2 separate regions of the Homo sapiens genome follow, and region 2 is linked to region 1. A link is a loop called in an ENCODE intact Hi-C map of the cell type or tissue named here. Cell type or tissue: adrenal gland. All regions are shown on one strand. Each heading gives the region's core, and the rest is flanking DNA. Links, peaks and the distances in the headings are about the cores only.

Region 1 (5,926 bases), core at 1,715-4,214:
GCTGTGTAATTACGCCCTTGACCCGAGATAAGGAAAAAAAAGCACCTCACAGCAACAGTGGAGGAGAGCACTAAGCAGATGTGTGACGAGGCTGTTTCTGCCTTTGCCAGATTTCCCAGAACAGCTTTTGTAGAAGTGGGGAACTGTGACACTCCAACCCCACGTTATTGCCGCGTTGGGAGAGCAGTGCGTCTCACACATAATTGCCAGCTTTGTGCATGATCATCAGTGTTTAAGGAAATGACCTTTCCCAGTGAAAAAGTCCATTCAGGCTTTGTGGAAAGGCTTGCATCCTAACTTGTTGTTGCTTTGTTCCCAGTGGGCATTTGGCGTGACCATGTGGGAAATAGCTACGCGGGGAATGACTCCCTATCCTGGGGTCCAGAACCATGAGATGTATGACTATCTTCTCCATGGCCACAGGTTGAAGCAGCCCGAAGACTGCCTGGATGAACTGTGAGTGGGCTTCTCTGTCTCCCTTCCATACTCTGCATGGGGCAGCCACCTGGCTCTGCACTGACCTCGGAAACACAGCCATGGGAGGGGAAAGGGACTGCTGTTAGCCAGGTGGGCATGTGCAGAGGGGTGGAACCCACAGACACCCCAGCCCAGGAGCCATTCCTGATGTGGGAGATAGTGTGTGGTATCTCCAGTGAGCCCACTGAGGCTCACTCATCCAAAGGGCCTCAGTCTCGAACGACAGGCACGGTCAAGACAAGGCAATGGCACCTGTCCTAAAATTCCTTACACACCTCTAGGAAATATATCCACAGATAATAGCTTCGCCTTGTAGTGCATGAGGTCCTTGAATGATTCCTCACCCTCTTTTGGTCCAGTTATCTTTCTCCTTCTATGTAGCATTTCAAACACTCCACTCACAGTAGTAGCCTTCATCAGGAAACTCAGAAATCTAAACCAATGACTTTGGGGTCAGGCTGCTCATCAGAATCGCTTGGGAGATAGTGTAACAATACGATTCCTCGGCCCTGTTCCCGGAAATTATGATGCTTTCGGTACAAAGTGGGCCCAGAAATGTGTGTTTTAGAATGCTCCCTGGGGCTGGGCGCAGTGGCTCATGCACGTTATCCCAACACTTTGGGAGGCCAAAGAGGGCAGATCGTTTGAGCCCAGGAGTTTAAGACCAGCCTGGGCAACATAGAGAGACCCTGTCTTTATTAAAAAATAATAAAATAAGGCCGAGTGCGGTGGCTCACGCTTGTAATCCCAGCACTTTGGGAGGCCGACGCGGGTGGATCACGAGGTCAGGAGTTCGAGACCATCCTCGCTAACACAGTGAAACCCCGTCTCCGCTAAAAATACAAAAAATTAGCCGGGTGTGGTGGCGGGCGCCTGTAGTCCCAGCTACTCGGGAGGCTGAGGCAGGAGAATGGCGTGAACCCGGGAGGCGGAGCTTGCGGTGAGCTGAGATCGTGCCACTGCACTCCAGCCTGGGCGGCAGAGTAAAACTCCATCTCAAAAAAAATAAAAAATAATAAAATAATAAAATAAAGTGCTCCCTGAGAGATCATGTGTTTAGACAGGAGAAAGAACTACCAGCTGTGACACACACACAGCACACATCCCATCCTGACAGGGCCCCCGTCTTCAAGGCCAGGCAGTATGGGGAAGAGACCCAGGCCTCGGAGTCAATAGGCCACGCTCTGCTTCCTAACTGGCCCTGTGAGTGGCTATGGCAATTAATCTCCCCCAAGCACTTTGCTGACCTTATTAAAATAATTTCTTGTGGCATTGCTGGTAGCTTGGTGATGGTGATTTGAACCTTCCTAATGGGGAGTCTCCTCCCTGTATAATAAGGGCCATGGGCTTGGAGAGGGGCATTCTCACCATATTTAGCAAGAACATTTCAGGACTGTGGGCCTGCGCTGGCTCTGTCATGGAGTGCCATGCCTGGGCTGGGACAGGTGAGTGTGGACAGCACCCTCCCTACACACACACACACAGACACACACACACACGCCCTGCTGCCTCACATGGGAGAGAGAGCCTGGGTCCCTTTGCCCACAGGCTTTCCGGGTCCCTTCTAAGCCAAAAAGAAGGACACTGTTTTAATCAGAGCTTCGTCCCGTTGGTAGTGGTTGGTTTTTATTGTGGTGGTAGATGTATAACATTAAGAAGAGAAACAAGCACTGTAAAACCTTTAAAACATCCTGAAATGCTAATAAAATTAGTTCTAGGGTTTCATGGTAGTTTTTAAAAGTGCCATGTTTATGAAGTGCCTGCTTCTGAAAATAAGGAAGCATTTCAGTCAAACAATGTTGACTATGGAAAGAGTTTTGTTGCAGTTTCTTTCTGAGCTTTCCTTGCCCACCAAAATAAGTTGATATTTGCGGTGATTATGTTGGGTCTTAGCAGGGTCTAAGCTGTGTCACGTTGTGGTTTTTAGAGCCAAAACAAGTGAATGCTGAGTCGGTTTTCTGTGAGACATTTTAGGGGACAAAGCAGCAGAGTCAGCACACGCCGTGTGGCTGGGGAAGTCAGGCAGAGAGGGGCGAACCTGCCACCCCCGCCTCCTGTGGGCTCTGTGCCCTGGGTGTGCCAAGGGGGCTATGGCTGTGCTGTGGCCTCGGGGCCCCTGTGAGCCAGGCTTCCTTCCATCTCCTCTCGAATCTAGATGCTGGGTAACAACAGCATCCCCCAAAGAGGCCTCTGTTCCATTTCTGAGACATTTCCTTTGTAAAATGAACTCAGGCTGAGTGCAGTGGCTCATGCCTGTAATCCTAGCACTTTGGGAGGCCAAGACAGGAGGATTGCTTGAGGCCAGGAGTTTGAAATCAGCCTGGGCAACACAGTGAGACCCCATCTCTACAAAAAATAAACAAAATTAGCTGGGTGTTGTAGGGCATGCCTGTAGTCCCAGCTGCTCAAGAGGCTGAGGTGGGAGGATCACTTGAGTTTAGGAGGTCGAGGTTGCAGTGAGCTATGATTGTGCCACCAGACTCCAGCCTGGGAAACAGAGCAAGATCCTGTCTCAAAAAAAGAAACAACAACAACAAAAACCCAAAAAACAAATCTAAAGTGTTTCACATGATGGCTGAAATAGTAAACGTGAGGGAAAGGTCAGTGACTCTTCTTCATAGTGAAGGAGGTCGAGGTCACGGATGAGAGCAGGTGCCCTGTGTTAGATGGACTGGCACTGCCGCCGACTGTTGGCGTGACTTCAGTCAGTTCCTCTCCTCTCCAGGCCTCAGCTGCCCTGTCTGTGAGTGTGACTGCATCTCTTCCTTCGTGGGGCTGCAGTGAGGAGTGATCGGTTAGGGCCCATCAACCCACACACAGCTGGCACTTGCTGGTCATGTTCTACCTGCATCAGCCACCTTGAAGCTGCAGTTGCGTGGACTCAGGGGCTCCTCTCCGGGACTCACCTGATGCCCATCCCAGCACCACCCTCGCGCTTCACACACCTGACCAGCCTAGCATTGCCCTCACACTATTATTTACCCTGGCACCCAGGACCTGGTGTGTTGGCTGGCACAGAGCTGGCCCTGCCTCTTGCCTGCTTCTTGTCTGCCCCAAGAACCCCAGCTTATATCCACCTTCCCCATCTCAGAAACCCTCCTCTACCCATTGATGTATCCCTCCCTCCACTGCCACCTGAAGCATCTGAGATCTGGAGAAGGGACAAGGTGGGAGTCACAGTGGGCTGAGTGGCAGAGCTGGGTAGATACTGGCTAGCACAGTGGAAGCACAGCTGATAGGAGATGGGCATCATTTCCCTGTGCAGACTTGCAGCCTGCACTCAGCCATCCTCAGAGCCAGGAGCAAAGCAGGTGCTTGAAAAATATGAGTAAAGTCATACATTTACAAATTTTGTAAATTCATATGATTGCATTTAATTGTGATAAAATATACATAACATAAAATGTACTCTTAACCAGTGCGTACAGCTCAGTGGCGTGAAGTACATTCACACTGTTGTATAACCATCACCACCATCTATCTCCAAAACTCTTCTTATCTTGTAAATCTGAAAGTCTCTACCCATTAAACTAATCCCATTCTCTCCTCAATACAGCCCATGGCAACCTATATGATCACATCTTTTATAAAATCTCAGCAGAAAAATAAAAATGACCATTTACAAAAGCAATTACCAAACTTATTTTTCTTTCCATCCATAAAATTTTATAAAGTCTAAATCACTAAATATCACAGCCCTCCTATTACTTACCAGATGGGGGCTTCTTGTTAATCTTCTTGTTCTACTACGATGAAATTGCCCATTTGTGGGAGTAGGTTAGACAGTATACATGTTCACCATGTCTTTAAAAGTCATATTTATATTTTTATACATTTGATAAGGTATTGAATATTAAAGGAAAAGAAGTTTCAAAGTGATATTGATACTATTCTACTTGGAAATAAAGATAAATTATTTAAATACTTTCTCCTAAGACATGAAATAAATGAAAGTAAGTTAAATACCACAGCCTCTTGATGAAATAATGAAAAGGAGATTATGTCCCTAAGAACAGAATGTCTCAAAGCTCATCTTAGATGGCAAACAATCAAGGCTGTTTGGAAAACAGAGTCATGCAAATTGACTTACGCCTGAAAACCTCAAAAATAAAAACAGAAACCGTCTGTCAAGTCTAAGTGACCATCTAAAGAAGGTAAGACAGGGAAACAAAACAGAACCCCTAAGCCTGAGATGAGAACAAGGATTGTGAGACAGGGAAATGCGCCGTGCCGTTGTCTAGGCCTACATTCAGGATCAAGCTCTTTACATGCATGGCACTTTGCCAGCCTCCAGCTTCCGGATGCGTGTGCAAGTGTTGATAAAGGCTGGAAAGTGGACAGATGAAAAGATATTATTATACATCTACGTGAATGAGATCTGCATGTTGTGTGTGAAGTAACATGTTAGTAGAATTAGCCAAAAGTTCTATAGGCTGTAACTAAATGTCAATATGGAAATTGCATATTTCTGTTCGTAAGATGCTAGTAATTTATTGCATGGGTCAGATGATTTAAATTTGGGTCATTTTTTTGTCCAATGACGTATGAATTATCAGTTTCTCAAAACAGAAAAGCATCAAAATGAAATGATGCCTAGGCATGCTGGTGTGTACCTGTAATTCCAGCTACTCTGGAGGCTGAGGCAGAAGATCACTTGAGCCCAGGAGTTCAGGGGTTCTCCACCAGCCTGGGCAAAATAGCAAGACTTCGTCTTATTAAAAAAATAAATACATCTATTTTTAAAATTTTATATATATATATACACACACACACACACACATTTTTATATATATACACATTTTCAGGCCAGGCATATTAATTGGCATGCATATATATATATGCCATATATGTGTATATATATGCCATATATGTGTGTGTATATGTGTGTGTGTGTGTATATATATACACACACATATGGCATATATATACACACATGCCAATTAATATGCCTGGCCCTGAAATGTCAGGTCTATCAATTATAAGAAAAAAAACATTTTTAATGAAATGATGGTATAACTCACTCTTCATCTCAGCCTATTGATTCCTAATTGTCATCTGTCTTACTGTGCTCCATTAAATGTCCCTCCATTGGAATTCTTAACTATATTAGACACTGGGATGAAAAAACCACCCAGAAGAGAGTTGCCCTCTATAAAACAAAGTGGAAGGAGTTGTGAGGAGCACTTGGACGCAGGAGTTGTCCAATCTGAATCTGAATCCCTGGCTACCCACATGGCCATGGCATGTTCTGTAATGTCCCTGAGCCCACTGTCATCTTCATTACAAAGTGACAATGACAGGGCTGTTGAGAAGACTAGATGGAGTGATACGCAGCACACAACTACCCCCTGCCCTCACCCCTGCTCCTGATCTTCTTAGCCCTAGCCCCAGGGCCCCAACTAACTCAGCTGTCCTGGTAACAACTCAGTTTGATGGCATAGGACAGAGG
Region 2 (11,010 bases), core at 1,702-4,201, 120 kb before region 1:
GCGGCGGCCTTCGGCCCGCCCCTTCTCTCCAACCCCCTCCCTTTCCCCTTTACGCCCCTCCTCCCCCTCGTCCTCCCGCCCCCTCCCACCCCAACCTGCTGGGCCCGCCGGGACTCGCCCCCCTGCCCGCTCCTCTCCTCCAGCCCCGGCCGGCCTCGGCTCGGCCCCCGGCCCGCCCCTTCCAGCCCTCGGCACCTCCCGCCGGCCGCTTGGCTCCGCCACTCGGCACTCACTGCCCGGGCCGCCCGGACAGGGAGCTTCGCTGGCGCGCTTGGCCGGCGACAGGACAGGTTCGGGACGTCCATCTGTCCATCCGTCCGGAGAGAAATTACAGATCCGCAGCCCCGGGATGGGGCCGGCCCCGCTGCCGCTGCTGCTGGGCCTCTTCCTCCCCGCGCTCTGGCGTAGAGGTGAGTGCGCCCGGCTGGGGGCCAGGCGAGGGGGTGGGGGCTCCCAGGAGGAAGCAGGGGCCTCTGGGGAGGGAGCGCGTCCACAGGGGCGCGCCTGGCTGCTGGACAAGTTTGCAAACACCCTCCACCCACTGCGGTGCCAGAGGAGGGGGCGTAGGCGAACCTACCGTCCACTGACCGCGGCGCCTCAAGCGTCCCGAGGGCACCCAGCCTGGCTTGCGGGTGCGCATCGTGGTGAAGCCGGGTCGGGGTCGGCGTTGCAGGCTCCCCTCTTCACCGCAGAGGAGGAAATCGAGCTCGGCCGGGCGCGCTGCAAGTCCTGAAGTTCCGACGAGTGGAACGTAGGTAGCAGGTCTGGTCTGGGATGCGACGAGAACTTTCCACTAGAGTTGCATGGTGGGGCCCCGCTCTGGCCGGAGTCCCGGGGGCCACAGATCCGGTCTCCCGAGGGACCGGCGCGGGGCGAACGAACGGGCTGCGGGAGTCGGAGCCGCAGTCCGGGAGCCGCGATAGACTGAGGCCGAGCGACGGGCCAGGGGGGGACGGCAGTCCTGGCTGCTCCCAATGGGCCCTTACGGGCATTATTAGTATCCCTTTTTAGGGGCACCCAGAGAGTGTGGGAAAAGGGGAGCGTTCTTTTCACTCCTGTTATGGCAGAACAGAACTTACAGTGCTCGGCAGCGTTTACGTTTATCTGGATTCAGCGAAGTGTTGTTACAGGCTTTTTTTTTTTTAATTTGAGACCGAGTCTCGCCCTGTCGCCCAGGCTGGAGTGCCGCGGCGCGATCTCGGCTCACTGCAGGCTCCGCCTCCCGGGTTCAAGCGATTCTCCTGCCTCAGCCTCCCGAGTAGCTGAGACTATAGACGCGCGCTACCACGTCCGGCTAATTTTTGTATTTTTAGTAGAGACGGGGTTTCACCATGTTGGCCAGGATGGTCTCGATCTCTTGACCTCGTGATCTGCTCTCCTTGGCCTCCCAAAGTTCTGGGATTACAGTCGTGAGCCACCGCGCCCGGCTTGTTCCAGGCATTTTAATACAAGATGCTGGACTGATACGTGGAGGCAAGGAAGGCCGGTTTCATTCTGCTTGAACAGCTTATTTGGGGAGTGAGTGATGAACAGATTTCAAGTTTGATCGCTGATGCACTTCTTGAGGAGGCTGGAATAAACTTACCAGGCTTTACCCAAAAGAAAAAGAAAGGGGAAAAATGCTAAATAAACACATTCCAAGTATTTTCTCTCAGCTAAAAGGTTTCTATTTCCATTCAGCATGTAGATTTTCTCTCTTTTGATCGAGAATGCACTTGACTAGCCTTCACCTATTACAGTCAAAGATGTTTTTTAGGAATACCTGGAAAGCTCAGTTTATAGTCAAGTAAGTTACTTAAAAGTTTTTCCTTTGAGATTTTCCTTTGAAAGCTCATTTACTCAAATGAAAAATTCTTAAACAGTGCACCCACTTTTTGCACGTTAAATTACATAAGCAATTTATAATTTGGGGCAACATAGCAATTTGAAACAAACTTTAAGAGCCAGGCAAAGAACTAAAGCAGTTCTGTTCTCCACTGCCCCTCCCTCCACCAAACCTTCAAAAATTCCTCAGCATTTCTGCCAGCCCCATTTTTCATAATCTGCTGCAAATCTGTTATTTGTTGCTACTAGTGAGGACTGGCCGTGAATAGTCTTGGAGGTAGTGAATGTGGTGAGAACTATGGAGAAAGTAATGGGAACAATAGTTTTGTGTTAAATACTTAAAAATTGGAGTGCTTTTGTTTTTCTAAAATTTTAAAAGGCTGTAATAACAAATTTTTGTAGCTGACAATCAACTTTAATCAGACAATCATAAAAAGGCCTTTTAAAATCCACCCAGCTGGAAGAATGAAAAGTTTCACCAATCGTTCTTGCACTTTTTGCTTTTGGTTTTGAACTTTACCTATGAGATGTGTGACAGTTTTACATCTCACCTTGTGAAAAGCTTAAAGAATGGGATTCTCACTGGCAGAATTACAGCACAAAGGAGTGCTGTATGAAGAAATTAAACATGGAAATTAGACTCTTCATCTAATTTTAAGATTTTCCTATTACACATTGTGGGTCTGAGTGCTTTGCTGACCACACAGGGGAGACAGAGAGAGAGACAATGAGAATATGTGTGTAGATTCTACACTGTTAGCAGTATAGAAGAATGGGTAAATAAAATTTAAGCATCACTTTAACCCAGGAAATCCCCTCTGCCCCCCAACACACATACACACTACACGTCTCACAAAGACATGCACACACAGAACTGGAACTGCCAAACCAGGAGCATTTCGAGGCTTTCCAGTCTTTCCTTTCTGCTCAGTCTCTGATGGGGGTGCCATTGAGCAGCAAAATGAGGCAAGCGGTGGCTCTCTGAAGGGCCAGGGAGAGGATGGAGCAAGATAAATATAAATGTGGATAAAAATGAATGCATTATGAGGACTTAGCTCATGACGAGGCTGTGTGTGCAGCTAAACTCAACCCTTAGAGTAAATTAGGCTTTTAAGATTCTTTAATGTTAATATTTCTTTTCCAAACTGATATTGTAACATGTATTCCAGTATATTGTAAACATCTTCCCAGAGGGAACTTTTAAGTTGTTCTGTTGCTTGTGGGCTTTATTCCAAAGGCTTCAAATGCTTTTTGAAAGTACATCGTGCATATTTTAAAAATGAATACTTTTAGAAAATTATTCTGACCCATTAAAGTGCTGAGTGGAATTCTTTTCTTTTCTTTCTTTCTTTTTTTTTTTTTTTTGGCAGGTTCTCATTCTGCCACCCAGGCTAGAGTGCAGTGGCACCATCACGGCTCACTGCAACCTCAACCTTCCGGGCTCAAGTGATCCTCCCACCTCAGCCTCCCAAGTAGCTATGACCACAGGCACATACCACCATGCCTGGCTAATTTTTTATTTTTTGTAGAGACAGGATCTCACTATGTTGCCCAGGCTGGTCTTGAACTCCTGGGCTCAAGCGATCTTCCCACCTTAGCCTCTCAGAGTGTGGGGATTATAGGCATGAGCCACCATGCACAGCTGAATACAATTTTTAAAAAATTAACAATAATTATGTTTTTTTGTTTTTGAGATAGAGTTTCACTCTTGCTGTCCAGGCTAGAGTGCAATGGCACAATCTCGGCTCACCGCAACTTCCCGCCTCCCGGGTTCAAGCAGTTCTCCTGCCTCAGCCTCCTGAGTAGCTGGGATTACAGGCATGCACCACCACGCCTGGCTAATTTTGTATTTTTGGTAGAGACAGGGTTTCTCCGTGTTGGTTAGGTTGGTCTCGAACTCCCAACCTCAGGTGATCTGCCTGCCTTGGCCTCCCAAAGTGCTGGGATTACAGGCATGAGCCACCACACCCAGCCAATAATTATATTTTTAAATCTTAATTTTTGAAATAATTTCCAGATAATTGTAGAAGGGCCAGTGAGTTACTAGTCAGCATTGGTCAAGAAGAGGTTCAATCTTTTTATGCCTGTGAATTGGGAACATGCTGCTGGGTAGAAAAACTGAGCTGGGACCTTGAACACACATGTGAAACAGTCGCTTTCCATATAATAGCCAGAATGAGATTTTGGAAACGAATCTGATTGTATTTTCCATTTGAAAATCTTCCAGTGGCTTCCTGTTCCCTACTAGAATTTGCAGAGACTCACAGCGAACCTCTTTGACCCATTTCCATTCACTTCCCTCTTGTTCCTACCACTCCAGCCACCTGTGTCTTCTTTCTAGGGCCTGAGCAGCCTTTGCAGTGACTCTTCCCTCTGGCTGGAACCTTTTTCCCAAGATCTCGGCATGCTGGCTTCTTCTCATCCTTTGGGTTTCAGTTCAGAGGTTCTCCTTGAGAAGCCTTCCCCAATAACCACCCCCTGCCAAAGTATCATATGCATACACCCCACTATCCCTTAAATTTAATTTCCTGATAATGCTTCTCACAACCTGATCAGTTCCTTCCTTCCTTCCTTCCTTCCTCCCTCCCTCCCTCCCTCTATTTCTTTATTGACAGAGTCTTGCAATGGCAAATTCTCTGCTCACTGCAACCTCCGCCTCCCAGGTTCAAGCAATTCTCCTGCCTCAGCCTTCCCAGTAGCTGGGATTACAGGCACCTGCCACCACAGCTGGCTAATTTTTGTATTTTTAGTAGAGACAGGGTTTCACCATGTTGGCCAGGCTGGTCTCGAACTCCTGACCTCAGGTGATCCGCCTACCTCAGCCTCCCAAAGTGCAGAGATTACAGGCGTGAGCTATGGCACCCAGCCTTACCTCTTTGTTTACTCCTTTTCCTCCACTGTCCCCCCACCACAAGGTAAGCTCCTGGTGGCAGGGCTGCTGTCTTTTTCACTGCTAACACAGCATGGAGCTCATACGGGTGCTCAGTGAGTATCAGAGCACAGCATGAAGGAACCAAGCCCCTGCATGTCTTACCAGGTGCTCTTCACCCTTATCTTTTCCTACTGGCTTTTCCAGAAACAGAATTGCTGGAGCTCCCATGCCCTCACATTCGGGGCTTGGTTAATAGAAAACAATCTTTTATTTTGCTGTGATGCCAATGTGATTTCATTGCTGGAGGAGCTAGTCAATTAAAACCAGACAGATTTTTGGGCTGTATTAACCCCAAACATATTTTACATTGTCCTAACTATTCCAACTAGAAAAAAAAATGTCAGAAGGTAATTTTTCATGTTAAACACAGTTCTAACAACTCCTTGCTCAGGGGCAGGTAGCCCTGGGTGCCTTGACTTTGGCCCTTGCCGTTAGTTTAATCTTAACCCAAAGCACATGGCTCTGAATTGGTATGTTTCTCAGCAGGAGATTAATTATTATAAAAACTGAAAGGGGTCTCACACTGTGTGAGGCACACTATGCCTCTGGGGACTGGAATGAAAGTGTTAACCGGGACTGGCTTCTGGGGCTTTGGGGGTGGTGATTAACTTTCAGGACCTCTGTTCCTTTTTGGGTACAGTGGGAGGCTCTTTTCATAGAATTGTTAGGAGGACGTAATGAGCTAATGGCAGGTGATATGTGCTTAAAATATATTTGCCATTATTACCAATGGTTCTCCTCCATTCTTCTGAACTCAAGTATGGGGGAAATGTTTTTCCTAGACAAAAGGTGTTGGGAGGAGGGTTCTTTTCTTATTGAAGTGTATCCTGAATGGTCCACCCTCCATTGTTCAGAATGCTTTGGTGAAGGGGCCCTCCGGTGTCGCCCTAGAGTGCCCAAGTCCTTTGCTGCAGCTCTTTAGGTTTTTGTTTCCTAGTAGTTTGAGCAAAACCCACCCAGGACCAAGCAGTTCTCCAGAGAAGCAGGGCCCGCCCTGACTGCCATTCCCCTCCTACTCCTGCCCCCATACCTTCCCTTATGGAGTTCAAACTTGACATAGTACAGGAATAGCTTCTTGTCATGTGCCTCTCAGGAAGGTATAAAAATGAAGTCCAGTTCCTGTTCAACTTTTCCCACATAACTCTTTTCCAAACTGGGTGTGGTTTAAATTTTTTTATTTTTATTTTTTGTGTTTGTTTTGTTTTAGGGTTTTTGAGTGTGAACATCCAGAAAATTCTTTTTTTTTTTTTTGAGATGGAATCTTGCTCTGTCGCCCAGGCTGGAGTGCATGTGGCGCGATCTCGGCTCACTGCAACCTCCGCCTCCTGGCTTCAAGCAATTCTCTGCCTCAGCCTCCCAAGTAGCTGGGATTACAGGTGCCCTCCACCAGACCTGGCTAATTTTTGTATTTTAAGTAGAGACGGGGTTTCACCGTGTTGGGCAGGCTGGTCTTGAACTCCTGACCTCGCGATCCACCCACCTCGGCCTCTCAAAGTGCTGGGATTACAGGAGTGAACCACCTCACCCAGCTCAGAAAATTCTTTTCCTTTTTACCACATCGAGCTAGGTTTTCCCAATGAGGTCAGTTGGCTGCAACATAGAGAAAATGAGGCTTTGGTTCTTAGAGTAGATTCCGTGTACAGGCGTGAGTATGTGTCCGCAGGTGGTCTTGTAGGAAATGCAAAGGGCGCCAGGTGCACTCCTGGCTTCTGGTACTTCCTGCTTAATGGCATGGGTGAGCCAACCCTCAGGTGCCCGGGAGGGAGCCCTGATTACTCTCCCTCTGGCACTCTGGGCATTGGCTAACCCGTGACCGGAGTTAAACCAGTTCCCTCTCTTTTCATTCTATGTCTCCCACTCCTGCCTCCAGCCGAAGTGCTAAAAATGCAGCCTGGCAGGGGCAGAGAATTCCATTAGGATCAGCAGGCCCCTTTTGGAGAACAAGGATACTAAGAATACCTGCCATCCTGGCACTTCCTCCCTCCTAGGCCTTACTTTTCTCTGTCTGAACCATGGCTGTTGAACTGGGTGATTCTTAGCCACAGGAAGGGAGGGCCTAGATCTTCCCTAGTTTTGTGAGACTCTGCAGCTGGACAGCCATCCCTTCATGGGAGCTGCCACATTTTCACTCTCGGGGCCTCTGACAGGCACTAGGATCTAGGGACATGGCCGGCATGTGAAACCCTGGGCTGCTATGGCCAGGTCACCTCCTCAGGTCCTGGTGTTTCAGAGTGATAAAGAAGAAAGGGTGATTATGTCTCAAACATTTCATTGAGAAACCTACACTGTTCTTTTTTTTTTTTTTTTTTTTTTTGACATGGAGGCTCACTCTGTCACCCAGGCTGGAGTGCAGTGGCGCGATCTCAGCTTACTGCAGCCTCCTGGGTTCAAGCGATTGAACCCAGGGTTCAACCTCCTGGGTTCAAGCGGTTCTCCTGTCTCAGCCTCCCGAGTAGCTGGGATTACAGGCACCCATTACCACACCCAGCTAATTTTTGTATTTTTTAGTAGAGACAACGTTTCACAATGTTGGCCTGGCTGGTCTCGAACTCCTGGCCTCAGGTGATTGGCCCACCTCAGCCTCCCAAAGTGCTGGGATTATAGGCGTGAGCCACCGTGCCCAGCCAGAAACCTACACTCAATTCTAAAGCATTTTATTTCATCCTTCTTGGCTAGTTCTTCAATTATCAGTGCTTCTTTCACTCAATGGTAAATGGATTTTCCATGAGTCTTGGAGGTGGCAGGCAGGGAGAAGGGGCAGAAGGAAAGAGAAAGAGAGAACAGATGTTGGCTTTATGTTTGGAATAAAATTACACCAAAAGCTAAGAACATTTATATTTGTGCTTAGAGAAACCCCATTTCATTTCAGAAGCTCAATGCCTGGATTTTTTTGCCAGCACATTTTACACTTGTATGTTTCTCCTTGTACTCTGTGCCTCCATGTATTTCTGTTGGTCCCTTGAAAACAAGATCCAATCATCACAGGGTTAGTGCTCTGCCCTAGGTCACTCCAGTAGGGGTCCATCCTCCGGATTTAGATCTCAGGTTGGCACTTATGCAAATGCTTTCTGACAGGTCCCCTTTTTTGTGTAATCTGCTTTTTCTTTGAGGATCTAGATACCTCAGCATTCAGGGACAGTAAACATCTTAGAACTTGCCTTAGCTGTGGTCTTGCCTCTCATTAGATACACAAAGAAAAGCCTTGTTTATTTTGGAGAAGGAATTGTTTTGTTATTTTAAGCCTTAGGGCCTTGTGGTTAGAGCTACCAATAGTAGATTGGCTTCATTATGGTTTTGAAAATGATCACTTTCACAAGTAAGAACAGGCTGTCTTAGTGGAGAATATTAGAACAGAGACTCAAACTTAACTGAAAGTTGTTTTCTGTCACTGTGCCGCTTAGGGAATTCTCAGTGCGGTGATAAATATTCATGGACTTCCCAAGTGTTGTGTGTGCCTGGAGGCCAGTTTTTCACTTGTTCCAATTAACGGCAGGCTGCCTCCACACAGGAAGTGAAACCAGCCTTTAAGCCTTTTTACAATTCTGGCACATGATTTGAAGATTTGGTGATGAAAGCAATGTTCTTTGAAAGTTTTGGAGCAAATAAAAAAAAGAAGCTTTTTAGATTCACTCTTAGTTTAAAAAATAACCACTTGGGGAGTTGAAAGATGTAAGTTCTCATCCTAGCTTTGAGAGGAACCTGCAGGGACAGCTGGGGTATAGTGTGTCCTCCTTCTAAAACTCCACATCCTCACTTGTCAAATGGGAAAGCAGATGGATGATTCTAGGCCCCTTTGGGGCAGAACACTGATTCCATCTAAAGGGGAGAGGTGGGAAGGGATACTTTCTCCCATGCCGTTTGGGACACAGAGCCTCAGCCTGAGTTTGACCCTCAGCCCTGTGCGTGACTCTCGGTGTGAACTTTCTTAGACATCAGCCCAGAAACGGAGATGGAGGCTGTGTGAAGAGTTTCATTAAAAATGAGTGATGCAGCCAGGTGCGGTGGCTCACGCCTGTAATCCCAGCACTTTGGGAGGTCAGGGTGGGTGGATCACCTGAGGTCAGGAGTTTGAGACCAGCCTGACCAACATGGTAAAACCCTGTCTCTACTAAATACAAAAAATTAGCCAGGCGTGGTGGCGCATGCCTGTAATCCCAGCAACTTGGGAGGCTGAGGCAGAAGAATCACTTGAACCCAGGAGGCGGAGGTTGCAGTGAGCCGAGATTGTGCCACTGCACTCCAGCCTGGGCAATAACAGTAAAACTCCGTATCAAAAAAAAGAGTGATGCTAGTGGGTTCTTTGCTGTTGACAGTTGCCATTCCCTGCCACCTGGGCTGTCTGTTCCTCCAGTAAGTACCCCCTCCAACTCTGGGGCAATAGAATAGTCTGGAAACATGGAGGTATATTTCTGAGAATATTGGATCTCCCCAAACACATATGACCTCTTCCTGCTAAATCTTCTGAGAGACAGAGGGATGGACTAAGCTTTTTCCGGGGTGGATGGAGTGGGGCATATCCCCCCTGAGGGGGAACAGCAGAATCTTCAGGATCAGGGAGAATGATGTCATTTTCAAAAGTTTATTCATTCAATATTATTATGTCATTTTATAATTGGAAATTTAAAAAATATTTTGTGATATAAACTGTAGAATGCAACGCTCTTAAATATTCTGGCTGGGAAGATAAGGATAAAGACAATGATTCATGACAGGGGTTCTCAAGAAGAGGTATGCTTCAGAACTACCTAGGAAGCATTTTCGCAAGGTAGAAGCTCAGGTTCCCAGGACCCGTGGACTCAATCTTTGGGGCTGTGGCCCTGCCTTGTGTATGTCCAAGCTATTCTGTGCCACCTCTTTCGTTACACTCCACTGATGCAGTATATCTGATGTCTGATTCTTGGGCAGTGGTGGGGAGCCTCTCTCTATTACCCCATCCCAGGAGGGGTATGTATCAGAACCTGGCCATTGAGGGTAGGAGTAAGCTAATTATGCTTATCCAAGGGAGGTGGCAATTCCTAGACAAAGTGAGAATGTTGAGCTGGATGATTCATTAAGCCAAGTGCCCTTAGGATTTTAGGACCTGTTGGTGGAAAGAGATACAGCTAATCAGGTGGGCCAACCAGTAAATAGTAAGGCCTTTCCCTTTTTACCATTATATTTTTTCCTCTCAGCTACTCTTTATACTCACATCTTATTATAAAATATTTAGGATACACAAAAGGATTTAACAGGTAATAAAACTCGCCTGTGTACTCACTACTTGACGTAAGAAGTCAGACATTAACACTACAGTGGAAGTCCCCGGTCGTTCCTCTCTCCAGTGTCATCCCCTCACTCCCACCCAGAGAAAACCATTATCCCACATTGGGTGTTTCAATTCCCATGCATGTCTTTATCCTTTGATCATGATTGACATGATTATGTTGGTAACACTCTATAGTGTTGTTTTGCACCATGTCAGTTACATTTGATTGCATATAACAGAAAACCTTACTTCAGTGGTGTAACCAAAATGGGAGTATTTTTCTCATACAACAAGCAGTCTGACAGCAACCAGGTTGGGATTAGACAGTGGCTCCATGATAAAGTCAATGACCTGGCTCTTGGCTCTGACATCTATAGTGTATGCTTTTAGAACACATTGTTCCTTAAATGGCTGCTGTGCTTCTGGGCATTTCATTTGCATTCCAGGCAGAAAAAAGCAGAAGGGAAAAGGACAAAAAGTCTCATACCAGCTGAGTCTGTCCTTTTTATCAAGAAGGTGACTGGAACATCTCAACAGCAAAAAACAAGCAATCCGATTAAAAAATGAACAAGTGATCTAAACATATTTCTCAAAAGAAGAAATACAAATGGCTAACAGATAAATATATGAAAAAATGCTTAACATCACTAATCATCAGGGAGATGTAAACCAAAATTACAACCTGGTTTCATTTCATTGCATTTAGGATGGCTATGTCAAAAAGGCAAAAAATAACAAATGCTGGCAAAGGTGCAGAGAAAAGGGAACTCATACACTGCTGGTGGGGATTTAAACTATCACAGCCACTATTGTGGCAGGCCAGGTCTCGGTAACGCAGGCCTCTGTAACAACTGTTTCAGCACTGAGTGGTTAAGTTAAATATTAAAAGCTAATAGAGCCGGTGCCCTCATACAAAGGCTGGAATGTAATGAAAGCCCACCAGAAGTTTTGCCCAGGCCTTTCCTGGGCCTTGACTCATGACAAGATAACAAAGGAATTCTTAACAGGC

What was found. Hi-C counts contacts between places; a loop is a spot of excess contacts. Peaks named below come from ENCODE experiments on the same cell type or tissue, not always from the same donor. Only the 100,000 strongest peaks of a DNase experiment are listed, where the experiment ranks them.
Region 2: a loop joins it to region 1, with 2.7 times the contacts of the local background. A loop is called at or near these places in 12 of 110 quality-filtered maps.

What each region holds. Positions count from the first base shown.
Region 1 is chr2:112,021,939-112,027,864 of GRCh38, forward strand. MERTK (MER proto-oncogene, tyrosine kinase) reads left to right here. Exons shown (of 19, transcript NM_006343.3): 18 at 320-456. Among named protein-coding and RNA genes, the nearest start is that of TMEM87B, 30 kb to the right of the region's middle. In adrenal gland, for the core only: no CTCF peak of the experiment used is centred there; no DNase peak of the experiment used is centred there; H3K27ac peaks cover 2,064 bases.
Region 2 is chr2:111,898,387-111,909,396 of GRCh38, forward strand. MERTK (MER proto-oncogene, tyrosine kinase) reads left to right here and starts at 221. Exons shown (of 19, transcript NM_006343.3): 1 at 221-410. The coding sequence starts at 350. In adrenal gland, for the core only: a CTCF peak has its summit at 2,711; no DNase peak of the experiment used is centred there; H3K4me3 peaks cover 2,500 bases; H3K27ac peaks cover 954 bases.